Linked DNA regions of Homo sapiens: region 2 is linked to region 1. A link is a loop called in an ENCODE intact Hi-C map of the cell type or tissue named here. Cell type or tissue: endothelial cell of umbilical vein. All regions are shown on one strand. Links, peaks and the distances in the headings refer to the core of each region. The heading gives the core; the rest is flanking DNA. Region 1 overlaps GLIS3 (GLIS family zinc finger 3). Region 2 has its middle 69 kb from the start of RFX3-DT.

Region 1 (2,924 bases), core at 90-2,589:
CATGCCATTCTCCTGCCTCAGCCTCCCGAGTAGCTGGGACTACAGGCGCCTGCAACCATGCCTGGCTAATTTTTTGTATTTTTAGTAGAGACGGGGTTTCACCGTATTGGCCAGGACAGTCTTGATCTCCTGACTTCGTGATCCGCCCGCCTCGGCCTCCCAAAGTGCTGGGATTACAGGCATGAGCCACCCTGCCCGGCCAGTAGGCTGAATTTTTAAATGAGACACTGTATCTTAAGGCCAATTACTTTTAGACAAACTGAAGTCAGATTTTATAATATAGAGTAAGTAAGAAAATAAGATTCCCCATTTAAAACTCTGCTTTAGGGCAGCTCTGTCTGTTCCTGTCACAGTCACAACAAATGATGTTAGAATGTAACATTTGGAGGACAAGGAGTAGTGGCATTTATTTTCACTTTATACAGTGCCTAGACTAATGCTTAGTGTAAAAAAATATGTTTTCCAGAAGTAATTTTTTGGGGAAAAAGTGATTCATTTCAGTTATATGAAATGTGAAAGAAAACTAAAGAAAGCAAATAAAAGGAAATAATAAAAATGACTTGTCTGTGTAATGATAGTTGCTTCTCTTGGGAATGAGGGCAATAAAGAAATGTGTTTCCTTGTTAAAGGTTCTGCTGAGAAGAGTTCAAAAAAACTGCATTTCCCTTCCTCCTCATGCATAAACAGTGAATGCACACAGGTACTAAAGCAAATCCTCAGCGTAAAGGAGGAGATGGTTGTTTATGAGATAGAGTTGGTACAGTTATTCCCAGAAACTCAATATGAACAACTGTATTTATTTCCATTATTAAGGAGTAAACAGTATTAAAGCTGGATGATGGACTTATTCAACATAACTGTTTTTTCAACTTTTGACAATTTTTTAAAAATTTTCATCGTAAGAGTAAAAACAAAAAATTAACAGTGTCTTCACTACCTTTGTAAAGGTATCCCTCTCTCAGTACTTTTCCAGTTTTAATTTGGCTGGTGGAAAACAAAAGATCAGACAGTGTGACATCTAATAATCTCTACCATGACCAATTCTGATAAGGTCAAACACTTTTATCCCTCAGGAGGTATCATACAACATTTTCTTTAGTTTCGTTTGAGGTGTATGAAGATTTTCCACTTGTGAATAAAATCCTCAGCAAATCCTTATAGGGTGTTTTTCTTGTGTGACATGGAGCCAACCAGCTAAGGCTCTCAGTAAGGCCGGCTGCCAGGGTAAATCATATCTTTCCTGGCTTTACACGTGAGCCAGATGTTGGGGATTTTCTGAGCTACAGGATGGTGGGGAAAAAGGTTTTTGCATTTCCTGTGTTCTCACTCCAGCTCTCAAGCTTTCAAGATTCATGGCCAGTCAACAGTGTCATGAACTGGCCTGAAAATATTCCAGATTAAAACCCACTGACAACATACCTGACTCTGCCATTGCCTCATACTGTTTGTCAGATCAGGATCTCTTTGTACTGCTGCTTCCCCTGACAGTTCCGAGGGCAGTCAGAGAGGCAGGTGTAATCTTTAATCTTCTGAAGCCTGAAATTCAGTGGAATTCAACTACCACTTTAAAAGTAGCTTATTTTCTCGTTAATATTAGTAGTATTTTATGAAATTTGTTAATAAAATACTATTAGTACCAAGTCAAATATGATAAACTTTTTATCATATAGACAATTTAGAAATATGTATAAGTATGAATGTATATGTACATTTCATGTATATGTAAAAATCCACAATAAGTCCACTATCTGAGGAAAACTAACATACACCATTTTCAGGTATTTCCAGGGACAAGTAAGGAATTCCCTAGGTTCCTAATGAATGTCCACATATGCCTACATATGCCATCATAAGCATATTTGTTTGTATATATCAACATTCATTTAAACATTCTATCATAAGATTTTCCTCATTACTAAATATTATTAAATAATGTTGATGATTGCATGATTTTAGCAAATGGCTATACCATAATTCATTTAATATTGGCCTACTGCTAGATTACTATTGGCCTACTGTTGTATTACTGCTGGTGTCACAAAAATTGTCATTTTTTTTCTGTTATAAATAATTTGCAGTGCTACATTTTAAAAGTATTTTGACAAAGAAAATTTTGCCTTATCTTTTCTGAACACTCACTTCCTTTCTGTTCTAACCCAGGCTTCCCAGGAGCAGTCATTTCTAACCTCTACTACGCATCAGAGTCATCCAGAGAGCTTGTTAAAACACAGATTTCTGCGTCCCACCCTCAGAGTTTGCTGACTGAGAAGGTCTGGGTTGGACCAAAGAATCTGCATTTTTTAAAAGTTCCATGGTCTAGGACCACACTTTGAGAACTGCTGTTCCAAAGAACCACCTGCTTTATACTCTGGTTTCTCTTCGGATCATATAAATCTGCCTTTTAAAAAAGCACCTGTTGGATCTATGAAACTGATGCAGCCGGTAGTTTCTCATTATGGTCTCATTACCCTTTACATTGAAAAATACAAAGCCACTTCAATTGCCATTTCACAGTACAGCCCATGGCCTGGAACGGGCACAGCTGCCCTCTTTAGGTTGAAAATATTTGGCAAATAAGGAATGCTGGCAAGAGAGGCTGCAGTTTTGACACCTACACCTTGATTTGGGATTCATTTTTCTCACTCAGGATTTGGCAAGCGTATGTCTTCTTTAAAGTGAGACTGAAAATAAGCTCTGACTCACAAACCTAGCTTAAAACACCACAAAGAGTAAACAACTATTTCCATAACTAATAATTATTAAAATATGTTTTTGAGTTTTTGCATAACTTGCCTGTATAATGAGATCTAAGTATTTACATGGAATTTCTACATTACTGTGTGAATAAATTAACAGAACTAAAACCTGCCTCCTGACCTCTAGCCTCTCCCTGATGTCAGCCTGTGCTCAACCCTGCCACCAAC
Region 2 (2,924 bases), core at 285-2,784, 260 kb before region 1:
ATTTAGCTCTGAACATTCTTGAGATAACCCAGGGCACATGGTAGCAGTTAGGACTCCTCTCTCCAAAGGTTACTGGTCGTTTTCTTATAGACTTGTCAGGAATGCTATAAAAATACCATGGGACACATGGGGACCATGGTTGTGTCAACAAAAGAAGAGGTTTACCAAGGCTTTTTTTTTTTTTTTTTTTTTCCTGAGATCGAGTTTTGCTCTTGTTGCCCAGGCCAGAGTGTGCAATCTCGGCTCACTGCAACCTCCACCTCCTGGGTTCAAGTGATTCTCCTGCCTCAGCCTCCAGAGTAGCTGGGATTACAGGCATGCACCACCACACCCAGCTAATTTTGTATTTTTAGTAGAGACGGGGTTTCACCATGTTGGTCAGGCTGGTCTCGAACTCCTGACCTCAGGTGATCTACCCGCCTTGGCCTCCCAAAGTGCTGGGATTACAGGCATGAGCCACCATGCCCGGCCAAGGTTTGTTATTAAGAGAGGGTTGTGAGAGCTGATAGAAGATGGTGAACAGTTAGGCAAGGCCTTCTGAGAATCAGAAATCTCCACTCCACACCAGTGTGGAACAAACATTTGGCCAAAATGTACAACAGTGGAGGACACTAATTTTTAGTTAAAAAAAACACCACTACCTATGACCTGTTAGCCTCCTGACATAATATGGATGTTACAATCATGAAAAAAGGAGGGGTGGCCCAAGGTAAGGTCAGTTACTTTTTATTTTCTCTTGGCATAAAATCTTTCTTAAAAGGAACTAGAACACCCTTAAGAAGCAGAATTTGCCCACTGACCACATTCTGTTTTATGTGAAATAATATAACCCAACGTCAACTTCTGCAAAAGCACTACTTTTTCAAGCATCCTCAAAGTAAGTCACAGGGACAGTTATTTCAAAGTGACATTTACATTGTCAATGGGGAACTGAATAGCTGAAGGGTGAGATAGTGATCTAGAGAAGATTTAATCCCAGGACCAAGAGGAGGCAGATATCTGTGAGAGAGATAAGGCAGCCTGGAGCTGCTCATAGCTTCTTATATTTAGATGATTGGGAAACACCGCAAGTTGCAAAAGGCTTTACTAGTTGCTGCTAGTGTGTGCGCGTGTGCGTGTGTGTGTGTGTGTGTTCAGGAGAAACTATTGGGAACATGATCTATTTGCATATGTCTTAATTCATTTTAATTTGGGGGGCTTAAATACTTTGGAATGTATTTCAAAATTCTTTTCTCTCTATCAAGTTATTGTGTGTTTGCTTGTTTGTTTTTGTTTTGGAGGGTGTTTCTGTGCCTCCTATTTGAAAGAGATTAAGTGTTTTTTAAGGGGCTTTAAGGAACTATGAGGAAAATGAGTAAGTTTCTGTTTTGTGAGGAGAACAGAAGGTTGCAGAGGGCAGAGATCATAGCCATCGATTATGAAAGTGTCATGATAGCAGATGATGTGCCTCTGCTTTCTGTGAGACACAGAATAACAAAATGAGTTTTAGCAAAGAAGACTGTTGACAATCTAAAATGTGTCAGTGAGCAATAGAGAGATCCAGGAACTACCTGAAAAGAAGAATAATTGAAAGAACTGGGTTGGTTAGCCTAAAGCTGAGAAGACGTTTAGGCAACATACTATTATAGTTTTCTTAAATAGCCACAGGAGCTATTGAGAGGAAGTTCAGCTCTGTAGAACCATGACCTGGTGGACAGAAGTTTTGAATAGGCAGGTGCAGCATCAGCACAAGGAAGTCCTTCTTATCAATTGATTGGGTGTCTTAGACCTTAAATATTTTCTTACCAATGTCTTTTAGCAGAGGGTGGATGGCGCAACAGGGGTGTTGTAGAGAAGATTCCTGAAGTAGACAGATATTGCATTGGATAATCACAAAGGCTCTTCTTACTTAATCAAACATGGTGGACTAAAGATAACAAAATAAGATGCAAATAATCTACAAAAGCAACCTATTGAGTACATTTATACTCAAAGCTAAATCAGATGACTAAATATGACTATCTTCCTTTTTGCAAGTCTACTTAGAAGCAAACCTGAGACTTTTCCTTCCCCACCCCCACACGTCACTACTCCACTTCCCCTACCCTAATAGTCCAAAGTAATGCGTGAACATGCACTTCAAAAATTAGTAATATATTTTCAGCAAAAGGTAAAGGGTATGTGAGATAGAATTGTGCTGTAAACACCAGAAAACCCCCAAATAACAGGAGTTTTGATAGAATAATTATTTGTCATATAACAAAATCCAAAGGTACGTATTTGGGGACTGGTATGAAAACTCCATGGTGATTTCAAGGGTACAGATGTCTACTTTTCCTTTTCACCATCCTCAGTATGTGGTTTTCCCCTCTTGGTCCAAGATGACTGCTGGAGCTCCTGCCTACTCCAGGATGGCAGGAAGAAGGAAGGAAAGAAAAAGGCACACCTCTCCACTTTTAAGTAGCTTTGCTAGAACTCTCACAAAACACTTGTATTACATCTCATCAGACTATAAATTCAAAGAAGACCAGGAAATGTAGCTATTATCTGGACAACACTGGCCCAGCTAAAACTCAGATTTCTGTTCCTACTGGAGAAGAAAAGACTAGATATTGGGAGGTAACTGGAAGTTTCTCCTGAGCAGGATTTAGGTATTATACAAAACAACACGTTACTCTCTTGATATCTGTTTCCCTCAATATTTTAAAGCAAATCTACTTAAAGCAGAGACCAAGTTTTTATAGTGAATGGTAAGGGGGAAGTTTTGAGTGGAATTTTACCATGAAAAATGATACTAAAATTGTGAAAGCATATTTTATTTTATATTTAATGTAATTTAGGTTATAATATCCATTATTTATTAGGGTTTTTTTGCCAAGAATGAGTTAAGTGCTGATTATTTAATTTAATGACATTGAAATGAGAATATAATATGATTTAATAAT

The links. A loop is a pair of places that touch in the nucleus more often than their neighbours do. Peaks named below come from ENCODE experiments on the same cell type or tissue, not always from the same donor. Only the 100,000 strongest peaks of a DNase experiment are listed, where the experiment ranks them.
Region 2: it touches region 1 in a loop (11-fold over the local background); 5 of 110 quality-filtered maps call a loop at or near these places.

The regions. Positions count from the first base shown.
Region 1 is chr9:3,991,789-3,994,712 of GRCh38, forward strand. The region is part of intron 4 of GLIS3 (GLIS family zinc finger 3); the gene reads right to left. It overlaps LOC105375964 (a long non-coding RNA gene), which reads left to right. Exons shown (of 3, transcript XR_007061399.1): 3 at 2,161-2,718. Among named protein-coding and RNA genes, the nearest start is that of GLIS3-AS1, 95 kb to the left of the region's middle. In endothelial cell of umbilical vein, for the core only: no CTCF peak of the experiment used is centred there; a DNase peak (open chromatin) is centred at 1,353.
Region 2 is chr9:3,735,390-3,738,313 of GRCh38, forward strand. No RefSeq gene overlaps it. Among named protein-coding and RNA genes, the nearest start is that of RFX3-DT, 69 kb to the left of the region's middle. In endothelial cell of umbilical vein, for the core only: no CTCF peak of the experiment used is centred there; no DNase peak of the experiment used is centred there.